Linked DNA regions of Homo sapiens: region 1 is linked to region 2. The links are chromatin loops, found by intact Hi-C in ENCODE. Cell type or tissue: mammary epithelial cell. All regions are shown on one strand. Each heading gives the region's core, and the rest is flanking DNA. Links, peaks and the distances in the headings are about the cores only. Region 1 overlaps LINC01397 (long intergenic non-protein coding RNA 1397). Region 2 overlaps LOC124904258 (a long non-coding RNA gene).

The links. Hi-C counts contacts between places; a loop is a spot of excess contacts. Peaks named below come from ENCODE experiments on the same cell type or tissue, not always from the same donor. Only the 100,000 strongest peaks of a DNase experiment are listed, where the experiment ranks them.
Region 1: a loop joins it to region 2, with 24 times the contacts of the local background. A loop is called at or near these places in 8 of 110 quality-filtered maps.

The regions. Positions count from the first base shown.
Region 1 is chr1:110,103,937-110,109,303 of GRCh38, reverse strand. It overlaps LINC01397 (long intergenic non-protein coding RNA 1397), which reads right to left. Exons shown (of 4, transcript NR_126382.1): 2 at 276-459; 3 at 1-5. Among named protein-coding and RNA genes, the nearest start is that of UBL4B, 5.8 kb to the left of the region's middle. In mammary epithelial cell, for the core only: a CTCF peak has its summit at 2,998 (motif pointing right); no DNase peak of the experiment used is centred there.
Region 2 is chr1:109,773,880-109,779,246 of GRCh38, reverse strand. LOC124904258 (a long non-coding RNA gene) reads right to left here. Exons shown (of 2, transcript XR_007066303.1): 2 at 3,819-4,175. Among named protein-coding and RNA genes, the nearest start is that of EPS8L3, 13 kb to the right of the region's middle. RefSeq lists an enhancer at 2,046-2,340. In mammary epithelial cell, for the core only: a CTCF peak has its summit at 2,228 (motif pointing left); a DNase peak (open chromatin) is centred at 2,216.

The DNA.
Region 1 (5,367 bases), core at 310-5,309, 330 kb before region 2:
CCCGCCTGTCAAATGAAGAAGATAAAATTGAGACACATTGAGCCATCCAGGGGCATGCAGGGCAGGTCCAGTGCAGCAGGCTGTGGAAAGACATAAACCCGCCTGCAGCCTCTCTCTCACCCCCACCTCCTGCCCTAGAGAGATGAAAATACAAAATTACATAAAAAATCAATCAGAAAGTGAGGCCAGTCTTTACCAAAGGATCTTCTATAGCATTTCTTTAAATAGCCAGCTCCCCTGGTGCATTTGAAATAAGATAGAATTTGTAAATGTACCTGTACATACAGTGTGGGGGAGACCTGTGGACTCTCTTACTGCAGGGCCTCTCTGCAGAGGGAGCAGGGGGATGGATGAGGTTTCTCCTTGGCCATGTGGGCACTCCCAGCCTCTAGAGGGGAGGACTCAGTGGTGGACAAACCATCAGATGGACAGGATTGGGGCCACACCATGGGAGATGTCCTGAGCAAAGCAGAAAGATGAAAATCAACTGCCTGCCTCCAGCATCTCTTCCTCAGACCCATCCACCCAGCCAGACACTGCCCAGGACACTGGAAGCCACTGAAGAAGACATATTGGGCCTGGGCTTCTAGAAGCACATGAGCACCACAGCTCAGGCTTTGTTTCTCCCAGACCAGCGGCTGCGTGCAGGCAGGGGCCCTTGTGACTGGGGCTTAGAGAGTCATATCTGCTGGGCCACACTTTCTAAACCAGGCTACCTGTTCTAGAGAGTCCTAGTTGGGCCATGAAGATAGAAGCTTCAGAATTAGTGGTGCCCAGAGAAGCCGAGAGAGATGGTCACTACCCAGCTGCTGTGTCTGTGCCCAGGAGACCCCATTGCCTTTCCTAAGGGGGACAGTGGGGGCACTTTGCTGGACCCTCAAATCACATTTGGAGCCTGGAAATTTTATGTTTTCCCATGTAATTGCTTGTGATAATTATGCAATTAGCATTAGAAAATGTAATTGTGTAATCGGAGCATGCAATCAGACAATGATTGCCATAATTAGGGGGGAAGATTATTGGGAATGAGTGGGTCTGGTGACTTGGGGAAAGGAATCAATGTGTGCAGACAGTGCTGGATAGTATTAGGCTATCTTGAAAACAACTGCAAATGCAATTTGTGTCACTGGGAAACAAGCACAATGTCCGGCAGGGAAGATGGATGGGCGTGGGAGGGTGCTTCGGAACAGGTCTGTGAACATCTGGGTTCCTCAGAAGCCCTTTGCAATCTCCTGAGCAGACGGACTGGACATTGAATGCTGAGGGTGTGAACTCCTCAGGATAAAAGCCAAGTGTCCAGCTGCCGGCCTGGGGCCTGCCTTGAGCAATCCTGTTCCTTGAGCCCCATTTTCCTCCTCTGTCTAACGGGAGTGTGGTCACTGCCCAGCCTCCCTTGCAGGGTTGCTGTGAGGGCCAAAATAGGTAGGCCATACCCCCAGGACCTCACACAGCATCCAACCCATGAAGACACCCAGACGTATAGATTTAATTGATAAATGTAAACGGCAGCTCTTACTGTCACCCCTCGACAGTGAATGAAGATCCCACTGTGCCTAGAACTGTGCCCAAAGTGTGAATCCCCACAGGCCGGGGTGGGCCCCACTGCTTGCACAGGTCGGCAAGCAGAGGCCTTTGCTGACTGCTGAGAGGGGCCCCAGGAGGTGGGAAGTTCACAACCACTCCCAGGGGCCACAGGAAAGGCTCATATAGAAGATAAACTATAGCCTCTGCCCACCTCACTCCCTGGAAAATGATGAAGTTATTGCACTTTAATGATGTCAGGCTGGCCTTCCAAGGAAGGTGCCTGGGATGGAGCAGAACCTGGGGAGACAGAGAAGGAGAGCAAAAGCAAGACAGAGAAACGGAGAAGGAATGGAGAATAAGAAAGCCGAGTGTAGGAAGTGCTTGGAAAGGGGTGAACAGTGGAAGGGACACAACGGAAAGGGGATGGGATAAAAAGTGCAGGCAGGGGAGCAGCACCAGGGAAGAAGGTAGAAAAGGAAAGAACTGGGGTGGGCGCGGGGTGGGAGAAGCAGGAGCATGAAGGGACAGTTCATGCAAACCAAGTGCAGTCAGTAGCGCTACAGGCCTCCCTTCTAAGAACACAGTCCTCCCCGCTCTCCTTACAGTCTGCAAATGGTTCACGGGGAAACTTTGGTAGAGAAAGTGGAATCTGGGAAGCTGAGAGCACAAAGCTGTGGTCCCCAGCATAACCTGCTGCCTCCAGCCCATATAGCCGCATCACTCAACAGTGTGTCTCGAGCGCCCATGATGTGCCTGCACCTGCAATGGTGAGGTGAAGACTGGCAGGTCACCAGACACAGCCCTGTGGCAAGGGCTGCCCCAGGCCCACCACTATGCTGCTGGAGACCCCACTCAGCCTGTGCCACCTCCTGTTGCTGTCATCAGGGACCTCTTACCCCTTTGAGGAAGAGGGCTGCTTTGTGCCCTGTCAGGCCTAGCATAGGACAGGACCGGCAGCTCTTTAGGTGGCCCCTGACCCAGGCTGCCCTCCATAGTGCCTGGCACATAGTAGGTGCTCAGTAGGTATGGCCCACTCCCTGCCTGTCATCCACTGGCTGGCATTGGCTGTCTCAGCAGCTGCACCAAAATGGGTTTGGGGCTTCTCCCATGAGGGCCCTAAAGCCTCCTCCCTTCCCGGGTCTCAGGGAGCCGAGGCCCAGGTGAACCTGAGCCTGGGGCCTGCAGGGCCAAGGAGCTGGAGCAGGAGGAAGGCAGCAGATCTCATGGGGCCACAGGAGCCCAGGGGACATCACTTACAGTCCCAGCCCTCTCTGGCTGACAGTGGGTAGTCCAATATCTGAAAGGCCTCAGTCCTCACACCAGACAACCTAAGTCCTGCCCTGTGCTGGTGTCCCAGAGCCCTGGAGAAGTCAGACACTGGCTGGGAGCAGATCAGAAACCTGGCTCCAGAGACCACATGGAACTCACAACTGCTGGAAAACCTCACCGGGCTGTAGCCTGCTGTGACCACTAGATGTCACTGGTGACCTCACCAGCCAGTCCAGCAGCTGACACCAACCAAGCCAGCCTGGGGCCTGGGCACAAGGTCTCACGTGGAGACCAGCCCCCTCCTCCTGCAGATCACCAGCCATACTCCTGCCCTCCTCTTCGGGGTCGTGGTCTGAGCACAGACATCGCCTGGCCCTGAAGCAGGAACAGGATAGTAAACTTTACTATGGAGGCAAAGAAGTTCTAACTCCAGCAGGAGGTGGGCCCTGATCACAGGCTTCACCTGGGAGGGAGCTTGGGTGGGTGTGAAGGAGGAACAGGAGTTGCCCTGATGAAGAAGGATGCCCTGACTGAGGGCCCAGCACACGCAAGTCCATGTGGAAGTGTGGGACTCGGTGAGCTGGAGTGCAGCAAAGGAGTGAGAGGCGAGGCAGTCAGGAAACAGGCAGGGCCGTCACCTTCACAGAAGAGCTCTTTCCTGGAGCCAAGACTTCTGCATCCCTGCAGGGCACAAGCACAGGAGTCCCCAAGGAGCAGCCCACAGCTATCACTCACTCTGTCTTACACACACATGCACACGCACACGCAAACGCACGTACACACATGCCCTGCTAACCTAAGCTGGGATCAGCAGGGGGCTTTCTTTCCCACACTGTCTCTGAGCTCCACTGGGGCTCTCGGAACACCAGGACCCCAGCCAGTGTTATGGTGCCAAGAGTGAGTTTCTCCCTCCCTCATGGCCTTCTCTGGTGTGCCCTGGAGGAGACACTGCCCATGGTGTGGCTGGTGGCCCATCATCTCTGTTAAGGGTGCTTTAATCATGATCAACACAGGGGCATCTCCTGTGCCCGTCTGCACTCTGGGCTGTGTGATTTCAGCTGGCAAAAAGTAGTCTGCTTCAACCTGTAGCTGTGGGACTGCCATGCATTTAAACATACCAAACAGGCTGGGCGTGGTGGCTCACACCTCTAATCCCAGCACTTTGGGAGGCCAAGAGGCAGATGGCTTGAACCCAGGAGTTTAAGACCAGCCTGGGCAACAAGGCGAAACCCCATCTGTATAAAAATACCAAAATTAGCAGAGCATGGTAGTGTGTGTCTATAGTCCCAGCTACTGAGGAGGCTGAGGCAGGAGGATCGCTACAATTTTATCATCCTGCCTCAGGATGATAAAAGTGCTGGGATTATAGGCATGAGCCACTGGCCTCCATGTGGTTCTTGAGTACTTTTTTCCCTTTTGTTTCCTCTTAAAGTGCTTCCTGAAAAATCTACAATTTTATCTTGGTTGCAAGAATAAGGAAAAAAAAAAGATTTCTTCCCATCTAGGCCAGATTAGATGGAGAAGCAGAGGGCCTCCTGGGCCAGGCAGAATGGTAGCTATATTCTGGACATTCTACAAAGGTCCAGCTGAGGGCCTAGACTTGGCAGGCACCCCCCCTGGGAATGGCTTTGATAAATGTTCCCCTTCCTACAGGGGTGACTGCTTCCTTGAAGATCTGTGTCATCAACCAGAGCGACAGGAACCCTCCACCACGTGGCAAAGATCAAACACGATGCATTAAAAGCCAGGACCAAGAAGGGGCCCACAAAGCCCTGCCCTGAACACCTCCTGCTCTTGCTGGTCTTGCAAGTCTACAGCCAGGTGTGGGTGGAGAAGCCAGTGGCCAATCTAAAGATGCTGCCACATGGATCGTGCAGGACCAGAGAGAGTCCTTGTTGCTCCTGGCGAGATACAAAGGCTGGTCTTTCACCAGGGCAGCTTGTGCTAGCCTTTCAGCCTGACTCTTGGCCTAAGGGTGCTAAGGCGAGTCCTTGGGTGAGATTCCTGCTAACAAGACCCCTTCTGTCAGTTGAGGAAAGCAGGCTCCTGCCAGAGAAGATGACATGGAACAAGCTGCATGACATCTGCCCCAGAGGAAGCCAAGACCAAAATGAAGGAACAAGGGAAAAAGAGTGAGAAAGCTGGGAACAGAGTAAAGCTGGGCTTGGGGGAACTGAGCTACCTGTAAGACAGATCTCTGTTAGGGGAAGAGAGACTAAACTACAGCTGAACAGAACAAGGGGCTAGTAAACTTGGATTTGACTTAGGCTTGATTAACCCCAAGGAAGTCCAGTTGGCAGGTGGGATGTTGGGTTAGGGTTACAGTTAGGGTTGGCCTATTATTTTGTTTGACTTCCTGCTCCTCTAGCTGGTAGCACTAGCCACATGCAGCCACTCATCAGAACAAGCTGGAGCCAAAAGCAAGAGGGAGAATATTTAAATCCAGCCAACAGCTGATTGGATGGTCCCATGAGCAGCATGGACTGTATGGAAAAACGGGTCCGATCAGGGGCTGCCTCAAGCTCCATAGCAGACCATCAGAACTACTTCAGTGGAGTCATTCCTGGTATCAAA
Region 2 (5,367 bases), core at 166-5,165:
TTAGGGATGGGACCTTTGTGAGGTGAGTAAGTGCTCTGATAAAATGGATTAGTGCCCTTATAAAAGAGATGCCAGAGAGCTGTGTTGCCCTTCTACCATGTGAGGACACAGTGAGAAGGTGCCTTCTATGAATTAGACAGTAAGCCCCCACCAGACTCCAGATCTACAGGTACCTTCATTTTGGACCTCCCAGCCTCCAGAACTGTGAGAAACAAATTTCTGTTGTTTGTATACTTCCCAGTCTATGCTATTTCGCTATAGCAGCCTGAACAGACTAACGCAGGGACCACTGGAAGATGTGGGAATGGCTTTACTGAGACCAGGAAGGGAGGTGGTTCAGAGGAGGGGAGCCCTGGAGGAGCAGGCCTCTCTTCCATCTGGAAGAGGTCCGTTCGTGGCAGGAGGTCTGCCCTCTCAGCTACTCCATCCCACCCAGACAGAGGAGACAAATGGAGACTGGGAAAAGAAGCCAAACTTTGTTTTTATTTATGTATTTGTTTTAGAGACAGGGTCTTTTGCTGTCCCCCAGGCTGGAGTGCAGTGGCATGATCACAGCTCACTGCAGCCTCAAACTCCTGGGCTCAAGCAATCCTCCCACCTCACCCTCCTGAGTAGCTGGGACTACAAGCATGCGCCACCATGTCCGGCTAATTTTTTTTCTTTTTGTAGATACAGGGTCTCACTTTGTTGCCCAGGCTGGTCTCAAACTCTTGACCTCAAACAATCCTCCTGCCTCAGCCTCCCAAAATGCTGGGATTATAGGTGTAAGCCATTGCACCTGGCCGGAAGCCAACCTTTAAATACCAGCACAAGGCTTGCAAGGGCAGGTTGATGCCCCCTGGGGATCTGGCCCAGGCCCTCCTCCTTTCACCCTATTTCAGGGCCCCTCCTTCTCTGTCTGCGACCCAGGCCCAGACAAAATCTATGACCCGCAAGAATGAAATTTGCACAAGAACTGCTTCCTAAAAGGAAAAGGAAAAGTGAAAAGGCAAATAGCTGTTTGAGAAAAGGTTTCTGACCAGAAGATCTTACAGTCTGGCCAGAGATGCTGGGGCCAAGGGTAGCGTCCCCTGGGAGAGAAGGACTTTGCTGGTCTTTGTGGCACCATCAGCCCTTCCCATCCACCCCTGCCATGCACACTCCTTAACTTCCATCTTACGGAGGCAGAGTGGAGTCACAGGGACCGGGACTAGCATTTCAGCTCCTATGCTCCTTACCGGGGCTCTCATGCCATTTCTCTGACCCTCAGATGCTTTATCTGTAAAGAGGGGATCATAGCACCTTAAGGGTTGATTTGAAAATTGGAAATAATATAAATATCATAGCACAATGTTTGTCATATAACAAGTGGTCATGGAAAAGCATATAGAACTGTATCCGTTCATTGATATTGTCTAAACACAGCCCCACTCCTGTGCCTTTGCTCATGCTGGTTCCTGAATGGAGATGCCCCTTCTTCTTCCCCATCTGGTAAAATCCTACCCATGTTTCAAGGCCTAGATCCAGTAGCAGCTTCGTCAAAGCTTCTGCAGTCCTCACTGTGCAGGGGTGTTCTCTCCTCTTCGGGGCGTCCACGGCACTGTGTTCATAGCACCTTCCAGCCATTGCCAGCTGAGTCACGGAGTTGTTTACTCTGCGGGCTGGGGACCCTGAGTGTAATGGTGCCTTGGCCTAATGCACTTCTGTCTTCATGTCCCTGTCCTTAGCACAGAAGCTGCTGAATAATGCTAGTCAAACACCCACATGCATACCTTGTCATCAGCCCGAAAACCTTCCCTCATCCTCTCCAGGGAAGGGACTGAGCAGAGGAAAGAGACTCTCTTTAGCCACATTCCTAGATTTGGTTTGATTCTAAAGGAGCTGGGGAGCCGGGAGGCCCAATTCAGACACCTCATGGGAACGAGGGTTCTTCTACTGGGAAGGAGAAGCTGGGGAAAGCAAAGACAAGGGGGCACAGTTGGAAAGCTGTGCTAGTGCCAGGGAGCCTAGGCCCAGGAAGGGTGGATGCTCACCCCAGGGCTGTCCAGGTCGGGTCACCAGACCACGCAGCTTCAATGGCCACAGACTAGCCAGCCTCCCCGGGTCCCCCATCTATGCACAGCTGGCCTGTTTCCTCTGTGCCTGGTGCTCCTCCCCACTCTCCAAGGGACACCCACCCCAGGTCTCTCCCTGGACACTGAGCCCTGACAGGAAGGCCTGGGCTAAGGGAACGTGAGCTTGTTCTGCCCCCTGCTGGCCATTGCAGGGAATGGCTCCTTAACTGGAAAGGCAGGGAAGAAGCAGCCAAGGGCTACCTGGCTGGCCCCATGGGATCCACCCCAGCCTCACAGTTCATCTTTCTGGTTCAAGTTCAAACTCTTTGGCCTAGCAAATTCCTCCAGGACCTGGTTCCAATGACTCTTTCCAAATTTATTTCCTACCACTCCATCCCAAAGCCTCAGGCCCAGGTAATCCAGCTGTTCTTTGTCCCTGTGTGTCCTGACCTCCAGCCTCTACAAAGGCCATCCCTCTTGCCAGCAATGCCCTTGCCTTTCCACTCTGCTTCAAGACTCAGTCCACCTCCTTGCTGACTGTGCAGCCCCGGCATCCTCACCTTTGTCCCCTGGCACTCATTGCCTAGAGCTCAATCTTGCCACCTGTGGCTTGTGCCCACCCTAGTCTCATCTGAAACTAAGCCAAAGGATGGCATCACATTGGAATGTGCACAAGCTCAGAGTTTCAGCACAGGCCCCAGAACACAGATGGTGCATAATCAGTGCTGGGCGGGAAAGGCGATCGCATTCCAGCACTCATGTTTCCATGCCATCCACCAGCCTTTGGGTAGTCTTCTTGCAGAGGCTGGCAGCGTCCCTTGGGAAGGGAAAAGGATGGTCTCTGTGTGGGTCTCTGACCAGCCTCCAGGCCCCTTGCCTTCCCACTACTGGTGTCCAGGAGTCACTAGTCTGCCAGGGAGAGGCAGGAAAGAGCGGAGAGTCCCCCTAATGTGCAGCCAGGTAGGAGAGAAATTTGTGACCAAGGGATGCTGACCCCTCCTCCAGGAGGTTTCCAGGCCACTGTCTCCATTCCCAGCCACTTCTGCCCTCCTAACTTCTGTTTCCTTTCTACCTTCTTCATTCATTTGTTTACTTGTTCACTGACTCAGCAATCACCTATTAGGTGCCAGGCACTGGCCTGACTGTGGGTATCCCACAAAAAAGACATAAAACCTGCTCAAAGTAACATCACTTAGTGGAAGAGAAAATTAAGGTATTCACCAATGTCTTACATTAAGGTTTTGGACAGAGATATAAGAAGAGGTGTGCTATCTCAGATCACAACCGCCAAACCAGCTGAGGGGTGAGGGGAGTCCAGGGAGCCTTCTAGAGGCAGAGATGTTTGAGGTGAGATGGCAGGGAAGATGAGGCTTTGGCCAAGCAAAGAAAGCAGGGAGGCCGACGCAGCAGCAAGGTGTGGAGAGGCAAAGTGCTGCAGGTGCCTTCAGGGAGCTTTGGGTTGTCTTTGTGTCTGGGTTTGCAGCAGAAGGGTGAGACCTGGTAACCAGCAGAGGCAGAGCTCAAATGCCATGTGCAAAGTCAAGGTGTATGATTTTCTTTTAAAGCATGGGAGCAACTGAAGGATTTATAAGCCAGGGAGTGACATGTGCAGATTGGAATTTTAGAAAACTCTGTTGGGCAGAGCTGGAGAGAGCTCAGAAGGGAGTATCCCCTGGAAAGGAGATGGCAGGAAAGGCTCGGGAGGGTGTGGGGGAATAAGGGGTAAAGGATTGTGGGGGGGGGGGTCTGAATTAAAGCAATAATAACAGAGAAGTAAAACTGTCAGCAGATTCTGGAGATTTAAGGAAGAAAAATAGAGGACTCAATGGCTGCATGTGGGAAGTGGATAGTGGGACCAAAGACTGAGATGGGGACACAGGGGAAGCGCGGTATTGTGGAGACAGCAACACCAGTCTGCAGCATGATGCACTTGAAATGTCTCAGGGACATTGGCCAAAGGTGGGCAAGAGATGGTCACGTGGCTGGATTCAAGATGCAGAGACAGGGTGCTGGAGGCATCAAACACAGGCATCTTCGGCTCCCAGACTGTAGCTGAAGCACTCGCTCAGGGGCAGTAGGCAAGGGAGAGAAGGGAGGTCAAGTGAAAGGTCCCATTCTTTTTAGGAGCTCCATGGCTATTCACTGAGGGTACAGAGACAAGAACAGATGAGAGGCAATGCAGTTAGTGAAAAGGCATTCACGTCAGAGGACATGGGCTCATGACAGCTCTTCTAGATACCTGACCATTTCTTTAAATCTCCAAGCCTCAGTTTCCCCATTCATGAAATGGACCTAATAATACCTACGTTGTAGTATTATTGAAAAGAGGCCGGGAACAGTGACTCATGCCTGTCATGCCAGCAGTTTGGGAGGCCAAGGCAGGAGGATCGTTTGAGGCCAGGAGTTCAAGACTAGCCTAGGCAACATAGCAAGATCCTGTCTCTACAAAAAAGTTTAAAATTAGCTGGGTGTGGTGGTACACCCTTCTAGTCCTAACTACTCAGGAAGCTGAGGTGGAAGGATCACTTGAGCCGTGATCACGTCACTGCACTCCAGCCTGGGTGACAGAGCAAGACGCCATCTCAAAAAAGAAAAGAAAAATAATAACCATAAAGCACATCACATAGCTCCTAGCAGAGAGCTAGTACCATGAACAGCAAGCACGGAGAAGCTACAAGTTTCCAGAATCTTCCAAGTCTGCCAGTGTCCCCACTGGAAGTCCCTTTGGACCTCTCTACCCATCAGTCATATTACCAGCTGGATGAGCAAATGCAGCCTGGACCTAGATGTCTGTGCAGCTCCCTTTCGCTTCCCCGAGTGGCACCGGCTGGGAGACCCCAGCTCTGTGGGCTCTGTCCTTCCCAGGCATGGTGTGGGTGGGTGGATGCCACAGCCCAGCCCTCCTGACGCCCCACCCTCCTGACCTCCTGCCTTGCCCTCAGGACCTTCCCTGGAACTGCAGCTTGCTGGGGGAAGGAAGTGCACAGCTGGAGCCCCTGCCCCTGCCCTGTGCCTGCATCCTGGCGGTGTCCTTCCCAACACTCCACCCAGTAGTCCCAGAGGGATGAGGTGGGCTGGAATGGAAAGTGAGGTTCAGAAGTCAGGGAGCCCATTAGAACCAAACTGCCCAGCTCCTCTCTGCAGCACATGGTTGGGGGGCAGGAGAGAGTGCCCCAATCTGGGACCCACACAGGCAAACTTCAAAGAGGTCATCCAGTGAGGCGGCCACCCTTGGCCTCAGTTTCCTCATCTGTAAAACACCATGTTGGGCCAGGTCATCTCTGAGGTCCCTCCCACCCAGAGTGCAGTTCTACGTTGTCCTCTCCCGTCCTGA